Regions from separate parts of the Homo sapiens genome. Here region 1 is linked to region 2. Evidence: chromatin loops called from intact Hi-C (ENCODE). Cell type or tissue: breast epithelium. All regions are shown on one strand. Links, peaks and the distances in the headings refer to the core of each region. The heading gives the core; the rest is flanking DNA.

Region 1 (5,374 bases), core at 260-5,259, 860 kb before region 2:
TAGAGACAAAATTGTGTTTGGTGAGCACACTATTTGGGGGTGATCTCTACCTCTTGGCAACATACAGGTGCCACCAAAGTGATGTAGTGCTCGGACAGGTGAAGTACAGGATGGGTGCCAAGGTGTATGAGCTCAGCTCTCTTTGGAGAGTCAAAAAAGGGTTCAACCAGGAGGTGACACTTGAACAGCACGCTGATGGATGACTGTGTGGCAGGCAGCCCACGGAGGGGCTGGGGCGGGGGAGAGCATGTGGTGTGAGAATCAGAACGGCACCAGACACAGCCGAGAGACTGGCAGGGGACACCCCCAAGACCTTGAGTACCAGGCTAAGAAGCATGGGCTCTGTCCCAAGAGTGACAGTGAGGCAATGAAAGCTTGCCAGAGACTCAGCCAGGGTTCCTAGCTGGCCAGGTGTCAAGGCTGGGGGGCAAGGGCCTCAGGAGCCTAAGACACAGAAGGAAAAGTCTGCTCTCCCATGCTGGATAACAGGCGGACACACAAGGACAGAGCCCTCGGCTGAAAGAATGCTTCCGCACTCCTAGTGCTCCTCTGGGCCCTCTGCTGGCTCCCCTTCTGTTAAGCGCCTTTCACTGTGAGTGTTCCTCACAGCCTTGTCCTCGGCTGCCCTCTCCTCTCAGGACCTTCTTCCTGGCTGACCGGAGCCACTGCCATGGGGTCAGGTGCCATCTATGTGCTGAAAACTCCCAGATGTACTATCTCCAGCCTGGCCCTCTCTCTTCCATGCTCCAAACCCCTATAGCCATCTGCCTGTTTGACAGTTCTCCTGGTGTGGGGCGGGGTGGAAGTCATGTGTCTCTACAGCACCTCAAAAACTTACCCAGACCCAAATTTGTGATCTTTCTACACAAATCTGGTCCCCCTCCACTGTTCACATCTCAAGATTGGGCCCTCTGTCCCTCCAGCTGGGCATGTCAGAACCTAGAAGTCGTCAATACCTCCCCATTCTCCACATCTGAAAGTCCTTTCAAATCTGTCCCCTTTAACTCTGTCTCCACCATCACCTCTCCAGGACTACAGTAGTCTACTACCTGAACTTTCCCAAACCTACTCGTACCTCTCTAATCCTTTCTTCAATTGTCAGAAAAATCTTAGGGTGTAAAAAATAATAAAAATTATGTCACTTCCTGGCTTTAACCCCTAATAGCCTCCAAAGTGCTGAGTATAAAAACTAAATTTACTGTGTCCTACAAGGCCCCCTAAGAAGGTAGCACTTCTGCTCACCAGACCCTCTCCTGCCCAGAGGCCCACTCTTTCTTCTGGCAGAATCCTCCCACCCACCCCCCAATTAATCCCTGTGTCTTAAGACCTCAGCTCAAATGTGACTGCTGAGGGAAACTTCCCCAGATGCGCCCTCCCCAGCTAGGTTAGATGCCGTTGAGCATCAAGTCTGCCCAACATTATTGATCTCTTGAGCACCTACAGTTTCACTTCTTGGGATAAAGCAAGGAGGCCCTGTTCTGAAGGAGCTTACCATCTGGCCTGAGAGGGTGATAAAGGGAAGAAAAATGTAAACAAGGTTCAAACTTTGATAAATGCCATTAAGAAAAGTGGGGTGATGAAGTTATCATTGCACTCTGTTATTTTCCTTCATGGCTATCTATCACAACGTGTAATTAGTTGTGTGTGTGTCATTATCTGATGAATGAATGTCACTGTTTCCCCCATAACACAGTGCCTGAAAAAGAGTACATTCAATTGTTAAGGCTGCCAGGCGCGGTGGCTCATGCCTGTAATCCCAACGCTTCGGGAGGCTGAGGCAGGAGGATTCCTTGAGCCCAGGAGTTCAAGACCAGCCCGGGCAACATGGCGAGACTCCTCTGTCTCTGCAAAACAACAATAACAACAGCCAGGCGTGGCGCAAGCCGGTGGTCTCAGCTATTCGGGAGGCTGAGGTGGGAGGATCGCTTGAGCCCAGGGGGACGAGGCTGCAGCGAGCTGTGATCGCACCACCGCACTCCAACCTGGGTGAGAGCTAGACCCATCTCAAAAACAAACAAAAACGTTAACGTTCAGTTCCTTAAATACAGAGCCGGAGAGGGGTCATCCCTAGGACTGAGATTCAGGGCTGAGAGGATTAGGGCGGGGGCCGGAGGTAATCTGAGGCAAGGAGCGGAGCCCGGGGAGGAGGGTCCCTGAATTAATGAAGGTGGGTTTACTCTAAGGGACTTTGCTTACACAATTCGCTTCACTTTGGAATTCACTTTGAGCTGGTATACGTGGTGTACCGGTATTGTCGTACCGGTATTGTACCAAAGGGACTTTACCGACTGCTTGATTGGCTTCTGTATATGGGGCTAGGTCAGAGTTAACCTTTTTACTGCGCGCCTACTAAGTAGAGATTTCTCCGTTAACGTTTAGAAATGCAAAATCCAGAGGAAGGAAGGTTCTTACCCTTTTTCTCCTTTGTTGACAAATTTCTGAACCTCTTTCACCCCGCGCCGAATCTGCTTCTGCTTCACCGCTGCAACGACAGAAGAGTCGGTCGGGGGCCTCGCTCAGCCACCCGCGCACCCATCCCACCCGCGCACCCATCCCGGCCACGCCGCCGTCCGCCTCACCTTTCTTGATGCATTTGTAGAGCTTCCGCGTGAGGCGGCGAGAAGCCAGGGGCTGCGCGATGGGGTTCTGGTTGACCAGCAGCTCCTGGTAGGTGCGCTCCCCGGAACACGCCTCCGCCTGAGCCTCGGGCCCGTCGGGATCTGCCTTTATTTTGGTCATCGCAGCGGCCGCTGAAACCTAGTCCCAGGGAGGCGAGCCCACGCGGTCCACAGCTTTAGGCATCACTTCCAGGTCATCAGCTGCGCGAGAAGCCGCCGTACAACACGGCCAATCAGGAAAGGAAGTCTCCGACTCAGCCCAATCGTTGACGCCCAGCTTCGTAACTACGGAGAGCGGAGAGGGGCGGAGTCATGGTCCTTAAGGCGGGGCCATCCCCGGACCAAGGGACTGGGCGGAACCGATTAGGGCGGAGCGGAGGGAATGTGAGGCAAGGGGCGGAGCCCTGGGAATCGGGGCCGGAGAGGGCGGGGCTCTGGGTGCTGGAAAGGCTGCCTCGTTTTTTTTCTTTTTTGAGGCAGAGTTTCGCTCTTATTGCCCAGGCTGGGGTACAGTGGCGCAATCTCGACTCACTGCAACCTCCGCCTCCCGGGTTCAAGCGATTCTCCTACTTCAGCCTCCCGAGTAGCTGGGATTGCAGGCATGCGCCACCACGCCCAGATAATTTTGTATTTTTACTAGAGACAGGGGTTCTCCATGTTGGTCAGGCTGGTCTTGAACTCCTGACCTCAGGCGATCCGCCCGCCTCGGCCTCCCAAAGTGCTGGGATTACAGGCGTGAGCCACCGCGCCCGGCCTAAGGCTGCCTCCTTTCTTGCATAATTTTTCTTTGTTTTCTGACCCCTGGACCCGGCTGCGCAGGTGTGAAAGATACAGAGCAAGGGATGACCCCACTGACCTGCGTCTGCACCGCTTTTCCACAGATAGCGTGTGGCTCACTCTCATCCCGCAGGGTTCCGTTTCAGTGTTTCCCATGGGAGAGGTTTCCCTGGTGATTTTATCTAAAATTGCCGTCCCCTCTCTCTCCAAACCAGCATCCCTTCACCCGCTATTTTCCCGCAGTTCTTACCATTGCCTGACGCTACACATGCAGAGGGCCTAGCCGAGAAGCCAGCCGGGGCTGAGGGAAGGACGGCTCCAGCGAAGCCGGGAACAGCGGAGGGAAGGCTTTGGGGACTGAGCTCCCTGCCGTGCAGGGTGAGAGCTATGAGGAGCTACCCTTTGGACGGGTCTGTAGAAGGTAAAGGGACAGAGCTGCCAGGGCGTGGGGGGCGGTGGCAGGCCGAGATCCAGTGGATCTTGGTATCTCTGATTAGCCTCTTCCACTATATTTTGGAACTCTGGATGGATATTAATTAGATAATCGCTGCAAATTACTAATTTGTAATACTAATTACCTTTGATCCTGATGTGGCAGGCCTGCCATTTTTGTGTTGCTGGAACAGGCCAGTAAGTAGAAACTTAGAAGTGTTCCGGTAGTTGTGGGTGGGAACACAGGTCAGTTAAACCAACTTAAAAATTGGCCTTTCCCGGGTGTGGTGACTCGTGCCTGTGGTTCCAGCTACCCGGGAGGCTGAGAGGGGGCTCGCTTGAGCCCAGAAGTTAGAGGCTTCAGTGAGCCATGACTGCACCTGTGAATAGCCACTGCACTCCAGTCTGGGCCACCCAGGAAAATCTTGTCTCTAAAACAAAACAACAACAACAAAAACCTTGTAACTCTGAACTAAAGTGCAATAAATTTTGTTTTGCATTAAATAAAAACAAATAGGCTGGGCGCGGTGCCTGTAATCCCAGCACTTTGGGAGGCCGAGGCGGGCAGATCATGAGGTCAGGAGATCGAGACCATCCTGGCTAACACGGTGAAACCCCCGTCTCTACTAAAAATCACTCTGTCCAGCAGAGTGATGGAGAATTTCACTCCTGAGAACCCAGTTCAAACAAATTCAAACAAATGGGCTCGCTTGACTGACCTCACTCAGAGCCTCGGTTGTGAAGTCCCTTCAGCTCTTACATGGAAGGAAAAAGAAAGTTAACATTTATGTGGCGAGCATATTATATACAATATCTCATTCAGTGCTCACCAAAAAATACCTCTATGGTAAAGGTAAAGACTTTACCATCCTTTTACCAGGAATATATAACTTTATATTCACAATTTACTGACACACATAAAGATGAATAGTTTGGTACAGCTCACACAAAGCTGGATTTGAACCCAGGTCCACTTGTCTCCAAGCCCAGACTTTACCCATACCTGTGATTTGACATTTGACTTCAGCTCAAAAGGATACGTAAATAGTGAAAGTGTAGGAACCTCAGCTTGGCCCAGGTCACACGTGTCTGCATTTTGAGCCATAAGACAATGAAGTGCTGAGAACAAATATGTCTTCAGAAAACCACAGTGTTTTCTTTTTCTTTTTTTTTCTTTTTTTTTTTTTTGAGATGGAGTCTCGCACTTTGGCCCAGGCTGGAGTGCAGTGGCACCATCTCGGCTCACTGCAAGCTCCGCCTCCCAGGTTCACGCCATTCTCCTGCCTCAGCCTGCCAAGTAGCTGGGACTACAGGTGCCCACCACCACATCCGGCTAATTTTTTGTATTTTTAGTAGAGACGGGGTTTCACTAGGGTTTCACCGTGTTAGCCAGGATGGTCTCGATCTCCTGACCTCATGTTCTGCCCGCCTCGGCCTCCCAAAGTGCTGGGATTACAGGCATGAGCCACCGCGCCCGGCCCCCTTTTTTTTTTAAGACAGAGTCTCCCTTTGTCACCCAGGCTGTGGCATGATCTCAGCTCACTGCA
Region 2 (5,374 bases), core at 105-5,104:
CGGTGGCTCATGCCTGTAATCCCAGCACTTTGGGAGGCCGAGGTGGGCAGATCACCTGAGGTCAGCAGTTTGAGAACAGCCTGACCAACGTGGTGAAACCCTGTCTCTACTAAGAATACAAAAATTAGCTGGATATGTTGGTGCGTGCCTGTAGTCCCAGCTACTCGGGAGGCTGAGGCTGGAGAATTGCTCGAACCTGGGAGGCGGAAGTTGCAGTGACCCGAGATTGCACCACTGCACTCCAGCCTGGGTGGCAGAGTGAGACTTCATCTCAAAAAAAAAAAAAAGACAAATTCCCAAGAGAAAAACAACAGGAGTTTATTAACACGTGCACTGCACGCACACGAGCGAAGTCAGCGACGGTCACTCAAGGGGGTGGTTAGAACTTGAGCTTATGCAGCTTCTTCAAAAAAGAACAACACATTTGTAGAAAAGTGGCAAGACAAAGGAAAAGGGCTTTAGGCTTCCAGGAGCAGCAGACTCTGAGAAGGTAAATATTTGGAGGAAACCAATGGAGTAAGGTTTCTCTGTGCAGGTTGTCAACCAAAACGTATGTGAGACAGGTCTCAATCAATTTAGAAGTTTTATATTGCCTAGGTTAAGGACATGCCTGGAAGAAATAAATATGGAATAAATAGTCTGTGGTCTGTGTCTTTCTCCAGATGATTTTGAGGCCTTGAATATTTAAGAAGGAAAAGTGGGCTGGAGGGGAAAGAGGGAGGATATGGTCATATTACTGAATCCACATGTTGCAAGAGAAAAGGAGCAGGCAGGGGAGTCTCAGTCAATCATGTGTTTGTCTCGAGCTCAGTACATCCGCACCTTACATGACATAAGGTGAGCGTGGAGGAGTAACCCGTGGACATAGTTAACCTTTTCTCTGTAACTGTCTGTAACTGTCTCCTTAGGAACAAAAGGGAGGCATGACTCAGCTCTCAGCTGAATTTGTTTTTCTTTTGGCATATAGTGAATCAGGTCCCAAGTTTTTCTTTTCCTTTCGCATCGTCCATCTCAGAGTCGACTTTCCAGTCTTCTTCATGGCCAGAAAACTTCCCTGGGAGAGGGGATTTGTGTCAGTCTTCCCTTCTCAGAACTGTCTGCATCTGTTAATTCTCATTTGCCTCCAGCTCAAAACAACCCTTATGCTAAAGTGGCATATTTTGGGGTGGCATCTTCTGGTCTCCCACAAGACAATGAATGAACCAATATCGCTAAATTATTATTAACTGAAGTCTGTGCTTTATTACTCACCTCTCTTTAGTATTTGTCTGATGTCCTTTTTCTGTTCCAGAGTCCCATCAAGGCTGCCACATTCCATTTAGTTATTGTGTCTCCTTAAGCTCCTGCTGGTTGGGACAGTTTGTCAAGAGTCTCCGTGTTTTTGATCACCTTGACAGTTTAAGGAGTCCTGGTCAGGTAGCTTGTAGAAGGACCCTCTATTGTGACTGTCTGATGTTTTTCTCATTATCAGGCTGGAGTTATGAATTTTTGGAAGAAAGACTGTGGAGGTAAAGCGTCGTTTTCATCAGCAGGACTTTAACTGCTGATGTTAACCTTAGTCACTCGACTGAGGAAGCGCTCGTCATGTTGCTACACTCTAAAATTACTCCTTTTTCTTCTTTTCACCTTGTGCTAATAAGGAGGTCATTATGCACAGCCCACTCTAAGGAATGGAGACTTCTGTTCACCTCCTGGAGGGTAGAGTATTTGCATTAACTATTTTAAATTCCCTCTCTCTCTTTTTGTTTTATTTTGTTTTGTTTTGAGACAGAATCTCTGTCGCCTAGGCTGGAGTGCAGTGGCAAGATCTCGGCTCACTGCAACCTCTGCCTCCTGGGTTCAGGCGATTCTCGTGCCTCAGTCTCCTGAGTAGCTGGGATTACAGGTGAGCGCCACCATGCTCAGCTAATTTTTGTATTTTTTGTAGAGACGGGGTTTCATCATGCTGGCCAGGCTGGTCTCGAACTCCTGGCCTCAAGTGATCCTCCTACCTTGGTCTCCCAAAGTGCTGGGATTACAGGCGTGAGCCAGGGCTCCCCGCCTTAAATTATTTTGCATGAGAGATTTGCCTGTCCTCTCCTATTTATTTATTTATTTATTTATTTATTTATTTATTACACTGCTCATTTATGCTGCTGGAGACTCCCATATATGGATTGTGTACTTTGGGTTGTAACCCAACATTATTTTATTGCTCAAATTGTTCCACCTTTGCTCATGAGGAGCCCTCTCATTTGGCTCCTTGGTCCCTTGATACATCCCCATCACTTGTTTTTGTTGTTGTTATTTTGAGAACTTCTTTGCTTTCTGACATTACCAATTGTTCCTGGCTCACCTTGTACATATCCTGTCTCTGTTTTAGAATCTATTTCTCCAAGGAGCTGTGGTTCCTTTTATCGGAAAATGGTATTGGAAAACAAGATCTGTGCCCTAGGTTTGCTTATTGCTACTGGATCATCTTTGCTTTTAGGTCCTGTCAGCTAACAGAGCAAGAACATATTTGTGTATGTGAACCTATGTATACACACCTGTCTAGAAACATTTCTATGTTGTGACTTGTACCTACAATAAGCTCAACAGGAGTTCATGCTGATGTCTCCAACTCTAATCCATTACCACATCCACTATCCTTTTAGTATCCTCACCTTTGTCACATTGGCAGTCTCTTTTGCTGTATAAGGTAATATTCACAGGTTCCTAATCTAGGGATTAGGAGCTGGACATATTTGAGGGGATCTTTTTCCAACCTACTACAGTAGGTGCTAAGTGGTATCTCACTGGAGTTTGAATTCACATTTCCTTAATGACTAATAATGTCATGCAACTTTGTGTGAGCTTATTTGCTATTCTTGTATGTTCTTTAGTGAAGTGTATGATCAAATCTTTTGCCCACTTTTAATATTAGGTTTGGGGCTGGGCACAGTGGTTCACGCCTGTAATTCTAGCACTTTGGGAGGCCGAGGTGGATCACTTGAGATCAGGAGTTTGAGACCAACCTGGTCAACATGGCGAAACCCCGTCTCTACTAAAAATACAAACATTAGCCAGGCGTAGTGGTGTGCACCTGTCATCCAGCTACTCGGGAGGCTGCGGTACAAGAATTGCTTGAACTGGGTAGGCAGAGGTTGCAGTGAGCTGAGATCTTGCCATTGCACTCCAGCCTGGGCCACAGAGCAAGATTCTGTCTAAAAAAAAAAAAAAAAAAAAAAAAATTAGGTTGTTTGGGTTTTTTTTTTTTATTACAGAGTTTTAAGAGTTCTTTATGTATTCTGGATACAAGACCTTTATCAGATCTATGCTTTCCAAATATTTCTCCCAATCTGTGGCTTGTCTTTCCATTTTCTTAAGAGCGTCTTTGATAAGCAGGTTTTAATTTACAGGAAGTCCAAGTTGACTTTTTTTTCATTTGTGGATCATGCTTTTGATGTTGCATTCAAGAAACCTTTGCTTAACACAAGGCCACAAAGATTTTCTCTTATTTATTTTTTTCTAGCACTTTGGGAGCCCAAGGCAGGCAGATCACGAGGTCAGGAATTTGAGACCAGCTTGGCCAACATGGCGAAACCCCATCTCTACTAAAAATACCAAAAATTAGCCAGGCATAGTGGCGGGCGCCTGCAATCCCAGCTACTCAGGAGGCTGAGACAGGAGAATCGCTTGAACCTGGAGGCAGAGGTTATAGTGAGCCAAGATTGTGCCATTGCACTTCAGCCTGGGCAACAAGAGCGAAACTCCATCTCAAAAAAATAAACAAAAAATAAAAAATTAACCGGGAATGGTGGTGCACGCCTGTATTCCCAGCTATTCGGGAGGCTTAAGCAGGAGAATCGCTTGAACCCAGGAGGTAGAGGTTGCAGTGAGAGAAGATTGCGCCACCGCACTCCAGCCTGGGGCGACAGAGCTAGACTGTCTCAAAAAAATAAAAAATAAATAAAAAAGTATAGTCTTAGTGTAGGGTTTTGTAGACAAGTTCTTTTGCATTTGTAGCTTGGTGACAGATTTTTTTATTGGGAATGCATGTTGGATTTTCCAGTGCCTTTTCTGGGCTTTGACCTGAAGACTCTGTCGAAGCAGTAAGATGGGACAGTTGAAGGACTCACCTCATTTGTTTTTGACTCTCTGGAACCAATGTCCTTTATTGCCTGATGTCTCATGTTACATGTTGTCTCTTGGTGGTGTTGTTAGTGTGTATATAAGGTGAGACAGTAATTCCAGTCTTTTTTACTCTATCTTGGCCAGAAATAGTAAACAGATTTTTATGGCATTTGCTACTTTTTTTTTTTTTTTTGGAGACCGCTCTGTCGCCCAGGCTGGAGTACAATGGCACTATCTCGGCTCACTGCAAGCTCCACCTCCTGGGTTCACGCCATTCTCCTGCCTCAGCCTCCCGAGTAGCTGGGACTACAGGCGCTGCCACCACACCCGGCTAATTCTTTGTATTTTTAGTAGAGACGGGGTTTCACCGTGTTAGCCGGGATGTTCTCAATCTCCTGACCTCGTGATCCACCCATCTCGGCCTCCCAAAGTGCTGGGATTACAGTCGTGAGCCACGGGGGCAGCCGGCATTTGATACATTTTAATCCACTGTAGCCAGTATTCTTTTTGGTGATCATTTCTTCCATCTTTGTCCAACAGAACCCCTTCAGCTTGGTTCTTGTGCCCTTTTGACAGGACCCTTATGATAGCTTTCCTGCTTTCAGCCACCATGCCTATCTTGGGCCTTCCCTGCTTTGGATTTATCAGAAGCCTTTTGTGTTAAATGCTAATCTAGAGACCATCACTTGGCAGCTAATTACTACTGGATTATCATTCCTTCCAGGCTTTGCAGTGAATAGGAACAGGGAATTTTTTTCTTTTTTTAGAAAGAACCAAAAATCAATTGTTGATATTTTCAATTCAAATATTAACTAATAGGCTTTTCACTTAACTACTAATACATTTTATTTGTATTTCTTCTTGCTTACTCTGAAAATCTTGGCTATTGACATTAATGTAATTGTTTATTTGCTTTATCCTGCAATATGTATATACATTTGAACTTATCAATATAATATTTTTGGCTGGATGCAGTGGCTCATGCTGCTAATCCCAGCACTTTGGGAGGCTGAGGCAGGCAGATCATGAGGTCAGAAGTTTGAGACCAGCCTGGGCAACATGGCGAAATCTCATCTCTACTAAAAATACAAAAATTAGCCAGGTGTGGTGGCACATGACTGTAATCCCAGCTACTCAGGAGGCTGAGGCAGGACCAGGGAGGTGAAGGTTGTAGTGAGCTGAGATTGCGCCACTGCACTCCAGCCTGGGTGACAGAGCAAGACTCTGTCTCGAAACAAAACAAAACAAAACAAAACAAAACAAAAAAAAACTTTTATTA

Evidence for each region. Peaks named below come from ENCODE experiments on the same cell type or tissue, not always from the same donor. Only the 100,000 strongest peaks of a DNase experiment are listed, where the experiment ranks them.
Region 1: a loop joins it to region 2, with 19 times the contacts of the local background. A loop is called at or near these places in 2 of 110 quality-filtered maps.

The regions. Positions count from the first base shown.
Region 1 is chr5:178,151,079-178,156,452 of GRCh38, forward strand. It overlaps NHP2 (NHP2 ribonucleoprotein), which reads right to left and starts at 2,807. Exons shown (of 4, transcript NM_017838.4): 1 at 2,580-2,807; 2 at 2,413-2,482. The coding sequence starts at 2,739. RefSeq lists an enhancer at 1-375. In breast epithelium, for the core only: no CTCF peak of the experiment used is centred there; DNase peaks (open chromatin) are centred at 2,933 and 3,412; H3K4me3 peaks cover 1,960 bases; H3K27ac peaks cover 1,224 bases.
Region 2 is chr5:179,014,643-179,020,016 of GRCh38, forward strand. No RefSeq gene overlaps it. Among named protein-coding and RNA genes, the nearest start is that of ZNF879, 6.5 kb to the right of the region's middle. In breast epithelium, for the core only: no CTCF peak of the experiment used is centred there; no DNase peak of the experiment used is centred there.